2 separate regions of the Homo sapiens genome follow, and region 1 is linked to region 2. The links are chromatin contacts, found by POLR2A ChIA-PET in ENCODE. All regions are on one chromosome and are shown on one strand. The core of a region is the stretch at or near the end of the contact, and the rest is flanking DNA. Distances in the headings are between cores, read along the strand shown.

Region 1 (4,702 bases), core at 576-3,075, about 67 Mb after region 2:
GGAAATTCATGCTGGAAATCTTAAGGGTGTCTTGCCTAACAATAAGTGTCTGCAACTTTTTATGACAATGAAAAAGTGGGGAGGAATGAAAAAAAATGGCAAAATGTTAACTGCTGCATATAGATGATGGGTACATGAATATTCATTAAATTATTTCTTTCAGCTTTTAAATATATGAACACTTTCATAATAAAACACTGGGGAAAAAAATCATGTCAGAAAGACTTCACAGGGGAAACGTAAAACAAAGATTGAGTAGCAGGCGCTCAGCTGAATTTCTGATAAATTGAAGGTCTCTAAAACTTGGCTGGAAGTGTCTTGGGCATCCAAGAGACACCCGATATATTCAAACTTTCAGTAAGTATTTACCAAAATAATATCATGTGCATGGTGAAAATGACGGGAAGACGAATCTGATACAAACCATTCTATTTAGGTGCAGACATGGTAGTGAAGCTAAAAACATAAGCGCTATTATATATATATAACATACTGATTGTCATAAAAGATGTACAAAAAATGCTAAACTCAGAGGAAATTACTTCCTGCTGGGAAGAATCTGGAAACACATCTCCACGGGTAACAGAATCAGATACAGAATCACAAAAGGTGACTGCTACAACAGATTTCAGTAATTAACAGCAAAGAAACAAGAGTAGTTCATTTTGGCTGGCGTGTAAGTACTAAGGAAGCAGAAATTAAGTCGAGAAGGTAGGTTTGCATCTGTATTGTTGACTGGCTGGATATTAACCATTTTCAATTTTACCTGAAAGTTCTGGTCTTTTTGCTGCAGCTTTAAGCATCCAACCCGGTATTACCAAGATGACTTAGAGTTCTTGACTCAAGCATACAGAAGAAACTACAAGATAATGTATGATAACTTTGTAAAGGGCCATATAAAAGCAATACAGTATTTTCAAAAATCTTCAACACGTTGTTTAAGAAACTGTAGACCTGCAGGAATCCCACCACCAGAACCGCAGTCAAAGCTTACAAAGACTCAAAGGAGAGACGCGGAAAGGGGGGAAAAATCAGAATGGGAAGGCAGGTGGCAGGGGAAAAAGATTGAGGTCCTGCCCTGGTGGTAGGGGCTCATCTTTTCCTTTTATAGGTGAAGGTGGAAAATGATTTTCTGAAGTTCCCGAATTCTCCTCCCTCCAAAGGCCAAGGAGTGAAAGTACTTAATAGGAACTTGCGGAGGCGTGGTCAAGAGCTCCGTTTTGCCGGAGTTAGGAGCTCCGCCCCGAGGTCCCCGCCCATTCCCCGCTGGGGTCCTCCCGGCCGGGCTGCCTCTGGCTGGGTTAGGGCGGCCTGTAGAGCGGCCTCACCCCACAGGGAGCCTCACGGGGGCGGGCCGCCGCCAGGCCAGCCCGGAAAAAAACCGCCTTCCAACGGAAGCGGCCCTGAGCCCCGCTCGCCATTTCAGCGCTCTGTCCCACAGGGACCGTCCGGCCCGGGTCCGGCCCACTGGTTGGGGTCCACGGACTCACCTCACTTTGCAACTAAGGTCAAAAATAAGCATTCCCTGGGGCACGGGCGGCCAGGCTATTAACACCCTTCCGCCATGACCCAATTCGGAAGTGCCAAATGCAACTTCCGGGCAGGAGAGGGAATTTCGGAGCCCTAAACTGTTGTCCATCTCCGTAAGTGACCAGACGTCTCAGTAAAATAAGGGCCAGGAAACTGGACGTGTAATCCGGAGTATGAATTAACTTGTCTAACATGGGATGTGTGGTCACCCACGGTACCTCTTTGGGCTTACTTACAGATGCATCCCTTCCCAGACGGCTCAGCTGTTGCCCCGGGTAACGGTGAGACTGGCGAAGGAAAAAAATCTACGTCACCCTGGAAACAGGAAGCCAGGAATCTCCTTTTGCCATTATCAGTTATGGCCGCCTTAGCTTCAACAGTAACTTCCGATCGGGGAGTTGTCACTCTACCCTGCTGGAGGCTTACTCTGTAGCCCGGCTAGCCAGAGGCGCCCAGTGGGCGGGAGACGGCGTAGAGGAACTGAGGAAAGGACAAGGGCGGAGAGAGAGAAGCTGGCGGCACTGCCCGTCTCTGATTGGGCAGCTTCTCTTGCCCCGGTTCCGCCCATTTTTCTTGCCTAGCGAGTGACGGGCCCACGGCAGAGGGGTGGGGCGGGGAGGCTGGAGCGAGAGTAGTGGCGGGGCGGGCGGGGCGGGGCGAGTGGGGGAGGGGCGGGCGGGGGGCGGCGGTTGGGCAGCGTCGCTTCTTAGGAGGAGGAGGAAGAGGAGGAAGGAGGGCGAGCGAGGAGGATGGCGGAGTCGGGGCTCCTGACGGTAACTCGGGGCCGATGAGGCGGAGGGTGTCTGTTGGTCGGTTCTTCCTGCCTGCCTTCCTGTCCGTCGGGCAGTCGGGCTGGCTGTCGGTAGGGGGAGGCCCCGTGCGCCCTGACAGGCGCGAGCCGGCAGCGCCGGGGCGAGGCCCGAGGGGCCGGGGCCCTGGGAGGCGCCGCCGCCGCCGCTTTCCTGGTTGCTGTCTCCGGGAGTGCGGGGCCCTTGGAGCCGGCTCGCGTGGGAGCCTGCAGCCCGGCGCGGAGAGGAAGGCGGTCGGGTGTGACAGCGGCCGGGGCCGGGCCTGCGGCGGCGGCGGCGGGCGGCCCGGACAGCGCCTGGGCGACGGCGAGCCGGCGCGAGGGCGCGGGCCGGGGGCCCCCGGCGGACAGTCTCTCTCCTCTCGGCTCCCTGGGCCCCCGGGCCCAGTCCGCAGGGCGCCCCGAGTCGTGTAAATCGTTGGCGAGGGCCCGGGCGCAGCGGCGGTCATACAGGGTGGGGTCTCTTCTCGCCCCCTCCCTGGAGTCCACCTTGCTCTCCCGTTCTCCTCTCCCTAAAAACCCTTGAGTGAAGAGTGCTGGATCGGCTCTGGGTGTGTTGCCTAGCGAAGCGAGTTGTAGCCCTTCGAGACCGCCTCGTAGAACATGCCCGATGGCAACCTCTCCCCGTGATAGCACAGCTTTTAGGGAGAGAGGAAAAGTAGTCTCACTCTTCCCCGACTTCCCCAGGCTCATAACACAAGAGGCTTTGGGGCAAGACGATTTTTCCCCCAGCACCTCAATATCCATTGTTTTTGTACCATCCCCCTCCCCCCATGCCTAGGTGGAAGAGTAATGACTCCAAAGCATTAACTTGCCTTTCTCTTTATTTCTTTTCTTTCTTTTTCTTTTCTTCCTTCCTTTCTTTAAGCAGGCAGTTTGTGTTATTGTGGAATTATGGATTTACAAACAGGTGGAATAAATACCGATTCGGGAGCTAGAAAGAAGATGCTTTGTGTGTGTGTTTAAGCCCTTACAGTTGGCAGTTTGATTTTTCTTGTCTGTTGCTTTGTATCGTAATGGGGGTGATGAGAATAAAAGAGGAAGCACTGTTTTGCAACCTACCCAAAGAAATATTTTCGAAGTCTCTGGGGATGCTGAAGCAAAATTAGGTTGCAGATGTGGACTGTATAGTATTTGCCTCCAGCGTGATAACTACCAGCAGTGTCTAGGCTTACACCTGTGCCATTTCGTATACTTTTCTTAGATACCGAGTGCGTCTAGTTTCTACTCAAGAGGGACTACTATATCAAAAGCTTTTTGTTACGGTTTTCAGAATCCTAAGGTACATTTGTGTAACCAAGTGTTTTTGTAACTAAATGCAGCAACACCACTGAAAAATAGTTTTAATTTTAAAGACCTCAATTTATTAGTGTACTTACTAATCTTTACCCTCATCCTCCATGCTGTGGACTGTAGAACTGTTACTGTGTACTTGAAGAGACTTAGCTATTGCATCCAATTTGTAACATTCAGTAAGGTTATATTTATAATTTGAATTTATCAAGTGTTGATGTTTTGCTGTGTGACAGTGAAAAGAATTTTAGGAATAAAGTATGCAAATGACCATTCGCCACATATGGAACTTAGACTGAGTATGATAAGCCTTTTGTCTTTATTTGGACATAAAGTATATTGTAAACTTTTTATGTAATTATAAATACACATTTGAAAAATAGACAAAAATAAACACAAAACTGAATAAAAGTTTTGTCTAAGGTTTGTAACTTTCAAATGTCTGAAATTTAATATAAAGCCAACATATAAAACAATATTGAAATCCCAGTTTCAAATTATGGACATGTCTTTAAGGGTACTGCATTTTCCCAAGGTGCTTGTTCAGTTTTATTTTTAGTTTTTAATTGTTATGGGTACATAGTAGGTTTTTATGGGTTATATGAGATATTGATACAGGCATACAATGCATAATAGTCACATTAGAGTAAATGAGGTATCCCATCATCTCAAGCATCTACCCTTTGTGATACAAATATCCAATTATACTCTTAGTTATTTTAAAATGTGCAATTAAATTTATTGAGTATGGTCACCCTGTTGTGCTATGAAATACTGGATCGTATTCATTCTGTTTTTTTATATCCATTAACCATCCCCACATTCCCCCTTCAGTTTTTGAGGAAACAGCTACATTAAAAGTTGACATTTGTTTTCTGATCGCTCATTATTAATATAATTTTTAAGTTCAAAAAATTTTCTCATAAATTATTATGGATTAAAGAGTGATATTAAAATATACATTAATAGTTTGCAGCTAGATCTTTTTTTTTTAGTTTTTAAACTACCGTATTCAGAAAGTTCATCAGAGCTGTTTTTCTGGTAGTTGTAGCAAGTAAAAGGTCATGCATC
Region 2 (4,760 bases), core at 2,030-4,529:
TCCCAGCTACCGGGAGGCTGAGAGGCTGAGGTGGGAAGATTGCTTGAGCTGTCAAGGCTGCAGCGAGCTGAGATCCTGCCACTGCACTCCTGGCTAGGGGATGGTGCAAGACCCTGTCTCAAAGAGTTAAAAAAAAAAAGAAAGAAAAATTTATTTTGATTTTTCATTAGAGTATAGGCTCTGAAGTTTCATTTGTGCATATGAGTTACGTATCCTTCATATATAAGTGTATCTATATTTGCCGTGTCTACCAGTCAGACTACAAAAGGCATACATATGGTGGAATGATGATTTGCTATTTCAGTGAATGCATATATTCCTCACTGTGAACTAGTTATTATTTGGGGCTGTTAGTTGCTGCAATGAGACATCACACCTCTGAAACCATGGGGTGTCTTAGGAGACTTGTTAGAGGGCTTGTTATACCATTTGGACTTGTGGCTGGTGATTTTGGGGAGGGTCCAAGGACAGGGGTGTGTTTTGGATTGGTGCTGTACTAACAGGGGCAACTCAAAGATTATTATTATTTTTTTTTTTGAGATGGAGTCTCGCTTTTTCACCCAAGCTGGAGTGCAGTGGCGCGATCTCGGCTCACTGCAGGCTCCGCCCCGCGGGGTTCACGCCATTCTCCTGCCTCAGCCTCCCGAGTAGCTGGGACTACAGGCGCCCGCCACCTCGCCCGGCTAATTTTTTGTATTTTTAGTAGAGACGGGGTTTCACCGTGTTAGCCAGGATGGTCTCGATTTCCTGACCTCGTGATCCGCCCGCCTCGGCCTCCCAAAGTGCTGGGATTACAGGCGTGAGCCACCGCGCCCGGCCACTCAAAGATTATTTCAACAATTTTAGGTGGGGCGCGGTGGCTCATGCCTGTAATCCCAGCACTCTGGGAGGCCGAGGCAGGCGATCACTTGAGGTCAGGAGTTTGAGACCAGCCTGGCCAACCTGGTGAAACCCCATCTCTACTAGGTGGCAGGTGCCTGTAATCCCAGCTATTCGAGAGGCTGAGACAGGAGAATTGCTTGAACCTGGGAGGCAGAGGTTGCAGTGAGCCGAAATTGTGCTACTTCACTCCAGCCTGGGCGACAGAGCAAGACTCCTTCTCAAAAAAAAAAAAAAAAAATTTTTTTTAAATCCAGAAAGCAGGAGGAATAGAGAGGAGCTAAAGCTGTCATTGGAGAAAAAGCAGTAATTACTCATGCTAGCTGAAGAAGGGATGTTTATTCTTCTGTGTGTGTGGTTGCGCAGTGCCAGTTTTTATTTATGCAGGCAAGATCACTGATCGGAATTATTTTCTCCTTCCCTCAGTCACAGAAAGAACTCGTCTGATATCAATTTTCTGTGAACCTGTTTATGTTCATCAAGTAATCCAGGCCAGCTACCGTGGGTCTCAGGGCTTTTTTTTTTTTTTTTTTTTTTTTTTGGGACAGAGTCTCGCTCTTGTTGCCCAGGCTGGAGTGCAATGGCGAGATCTCGGCTCACAGCAACCTCTGCCTCCCGGGTGCAAGCTATTCTCCTGCCTCAGCCTCCCGAATAACTGGGATCACAGGCATGTGCCACCACACCCAGCTAATTTTGAATTTTTAGTAGAGTTGGAGTTTCACCATGTAGGCCAGACTGATCTTAAACTCCTGATCTCAGGTGATCCACCCGCCTTGGCCTCCCAATGTGTTAGGATTACAGGCGTAAGCCACCACGCCCGGGCTTTTTATTTTTTTTCTTAATGATGCTGCACCTAATCACATTTAGGTGGCAGGCAAAAGAATATTGCTTAGCTGCTTTGCTACAGAAATGACAACTCTTGGGCAGGGGCGCGGTGGCTCACGCCTGTAATCCTACCACTTTGGGAGGCCGAGGCCAGTGGATCACCTGAGGTCAAGAGTTCGACACCAGGCCGGGCACGGTGGCTCATGCCTGTAATCCCAGCACTTTGGGAGGCCGAGACGGGCGGATCACGAGGTCAGGAGATCAAGACCAACCTGGCTAACACGGTGAAACCCCGTCTCTACTAAAAATACAAAAAATTAGCCGGGCGTGGTGGCGGGCGCCTGTAGTCCCAGCTACTCGGGAGGCTGAGGCAAGACAATGGCGTGACCCTGGGAGGCGGAGCTTGCAGTGAGCTGAGATCGCGCCACTGCACTCCACCCTGGGTGACAGAGCGAGACTCCGTCTCAAAAAAAAAAAAAAAAAAAAAAAAAAAGAGTTCGACACCAGCCTGGCCAAAATGGTGAAACCCCATCTCTACTAAAAACAAAAAAAATTAACCGGGCGTGGTGGCGGACGACTGTAATCCCAGCTACTCGGGAGCCTGAGGTAGGAGAATCACTTGAACTCGGGAGGCGGAGGTTGCAGTGAGCCAAGATCGCGCCACTGCACTCCAGCCTGGGCAACAAGAGCGAAACTTCGTCTCCAAAAAAAAAAAAAAAAAAAAGGACAACTTTTGATCCCTGAGGCTGCTAATTCCAACTGTGTGCATGTGCTTAACAAATACCTCCGCACCCAGGCCTGGGAAGTTGGCTGATTTGTGTACAGCAAATACGGCAGGCCTGATGTAGCAGAACTCTGACGAAAACGAACTGGACGCGTATTTCTCCTGCAGCGAAGGTCACGCTGCTGACAGCCTCTGCTTTGCACTTTGTCCCTGGGAAGGAGGCCTGTGGCCAGTCCTACCTCCTGGAAAGCCGGGGTGCGTCAGAGGACCTGATGCGGAGCGGGGACCCCATCCTCTCCGTGTCTCCCCAAGAGCCGGCGGCAGAGGCTGCCTGCGCTCCTTAAGCTAGGTCAGTTCTCTGGCCCGCAGTTCTCGTTCTCCTAACATCCTCCGCAGAAAACGACCTTCATTTTTTCCTCTTGCGCCAGTCTTGAAGCGGGGCGTCCTTTGGGCTCACGTTGCGGCGCCCAGCGGCCTCAAGCGTCAGCTGCCTCCAGGGCCTCAGGAGCAGTGGCTAGGGCCTGCCCTCCAGCGCCCGGGGTCCTCGGCCCAGCCCTGCTCCGAGCGCGTCACAATGGCGTCGCGGCCCCGCCCCCGGACGCCCAGCCGCGGTCCCAGCGACCTTCGCTTTCGTGGGGAAGCCGGACTGCGCCGTGTCTTCCTGAAGAAGGCTGGGGTAAGAGTCCGGCCAGCGGACAAGAGGGCAGCTGGTAGCAGGGTGGGATGCCCGTGGCATAGGGCCGAGCCCCCGCTAGGCACGCGGGAGCAGCAAGGCTTCCGGAAGCGCAGGGAGCGCTGGACTGGCGGGCGCCCGGGATTCGCGCAGGCCCCGCCCCTCGGCGGCCCCGCCCAGGGAGCGCTGCGGCAGTTTCCATGGTGAGATGGTCAACAAGCCTGTAAGTTCCTCAGCTACGACTACCAGGTACCTCGGGTTCCTCCCTCCTCCGAGAGACCGCCGAGGTGCGGGCTGTGAGAGGGGGAGCGTGGAGCCTCCGAGGCCGAGGTGAGGGGCGGCCGGCGGGCAGGGGCCGGGTCTGAGGTCGAGGGCCGCACACCCAGGATCGAGCGGGGACTGGGCCCGCTGGGGGTGGGGACCGTGGGGCTGGGATTTGGGATCAGGGCGAGTCGTGGCAGAGAGAACCCGGAGGATCTTTGACCCCAGTGCGGGAGCGGCCAGCCCACCCTAGAGAAGCGAGACAAGGGCAACCAGAAGGAACCGAGTCTGAGGAAGCGCTTCCTCTGGGCAGGGATATTGGGAGAGTCCTGGACGAGTGACCCTGGACCTAGGAGGCATGAGAGGTCTACACACACTTGCAAGGATACCTTCATGATTGTTGAGTTGTGGTGAGAAAAGAGGCTCTTTTTAGTTTATTTTTTAAGGCAGTACATTCACATCCTTAAGAGTCAGAAACTTGCACAAGGCCTTATTACTCAAAACTCCCTTTTCCCAGTTCCTTCTGAGGAAATAGTTGCAAATCTTTGAACTTTTTTCCTCCGGAAATTTTCTTTTTTTCTCTTACATCGGCAGCTCTTCACTGTGTTCTTCCTTCATTAGCTTTACTAAGTTTGTATTCTTTGGTTGGAAATATTTATTTATTTATTTATTTATAAATAGAAACAGGGGTATCACTATGTTGCTCAGGCTGGTCTTGAACTCCTGGGCTCAAGTGATTCTCCTGCTTTAGCTTTCCAAAGTGCGGGGATTACAGGCTGAACCACCGCCTGCCACCGAAATATTTCTTCATTGAGTTCCTTTGCCTCCTAGTGTTACTTTTCTGCTGTGTGTGTAATAGCCATTTGTTTTTTCTTTCTCCTTTCTGGTCATATCCTTAAATACATTTTGCACTAATTCCTTTTGAAACCTCATCATGGAGAGAACTTGAATTTAGCAGATTAGGGGTGAGTGCAGGCTTTTGTCTTAGGTTCCATATATATATATATTTTGAGGTGGAGTCTCCCTCTGTCGCCCAGGCTGGAGTGCAGTGGCGTGATTTTGGCTCACTGAAACCTCCACCTCCTGGCTTCAAGCAATTCTCCTGCCTCAGCCTCCCAAGTGACGAGGGTTACAGGCACGTGCCACCACACCCGGCTAATTTTTGTATTTTTAGTAGAGACAGGGTTTTGCCTTGTTGGCCAGGCTGGTCTCGAATTATTGACCTCAGGTGATCCACCTGCCTCAGCCCCCCAAAGTGCTGGGATTACAGGCGTGAGCCACTGCACCCAGCCCCCATATATTAAGAAATATACCCTTGTGTATTGTTGGTAAGAATGTAAAATGGTACAGCAGCTATGGAAAACAGTATGGCAGTTCCCTCAAAAAATTAACAAATAG

Evidence for each region. ChIA-PET counts read pairs that join two places held with the same protein, here RNA polymerase II (POLR2A).
Region 1: POLR2A ChIA-PET joins it to region 2 with 11 read pairs in A549. The contact joins the promoter of BBIP1 here to the promoter of ZNF487 in region 2. POLR2A ChIA-PET finds 5 or more read pairs at or near these places in 2 of 52 experiments (A549 and activated CD4-positive, alpha-beta T cell).

What each region holds. Positions count from the first base shown.
Region 1 is chr10:110,917,355-110,922,056 of GRCh38, forward strand. It overlaps BBIP1 (BBSome interacting protein 1), which reads right to left and starts at 1,826. Exons shown (of 4, transcript NM_001195305.3): 1 at 1,767-1,826; 2 at 767-859. The coding sequence starts at 803. SHOC2 (SHOC2 leucine rich repeat scaffold protein) reads left to right here and starts at 2,250. Exons shown (of 9, transcript NM_007373.4): 1 at 2,250-2,303. RefSeq lists silencers at 1,160-1,319, 2,170-2,609, 2,620-2,709 and enhancers at 1,451-1,990, 1,680-1,879, 1,900-1,949.
Region 2 is chr10:43,433,832-43,438,591 of GRCh38, forward strand. ZNF487 (zinc finger protein 487) reads left to right here and starts at 3,280. Exons shown (of 4, transcript NM_001355444.3): 1 at 3,280-3,431. RefSeq lists an enhancer at 2,735-2,804 and a silencer at 2,905-3,564.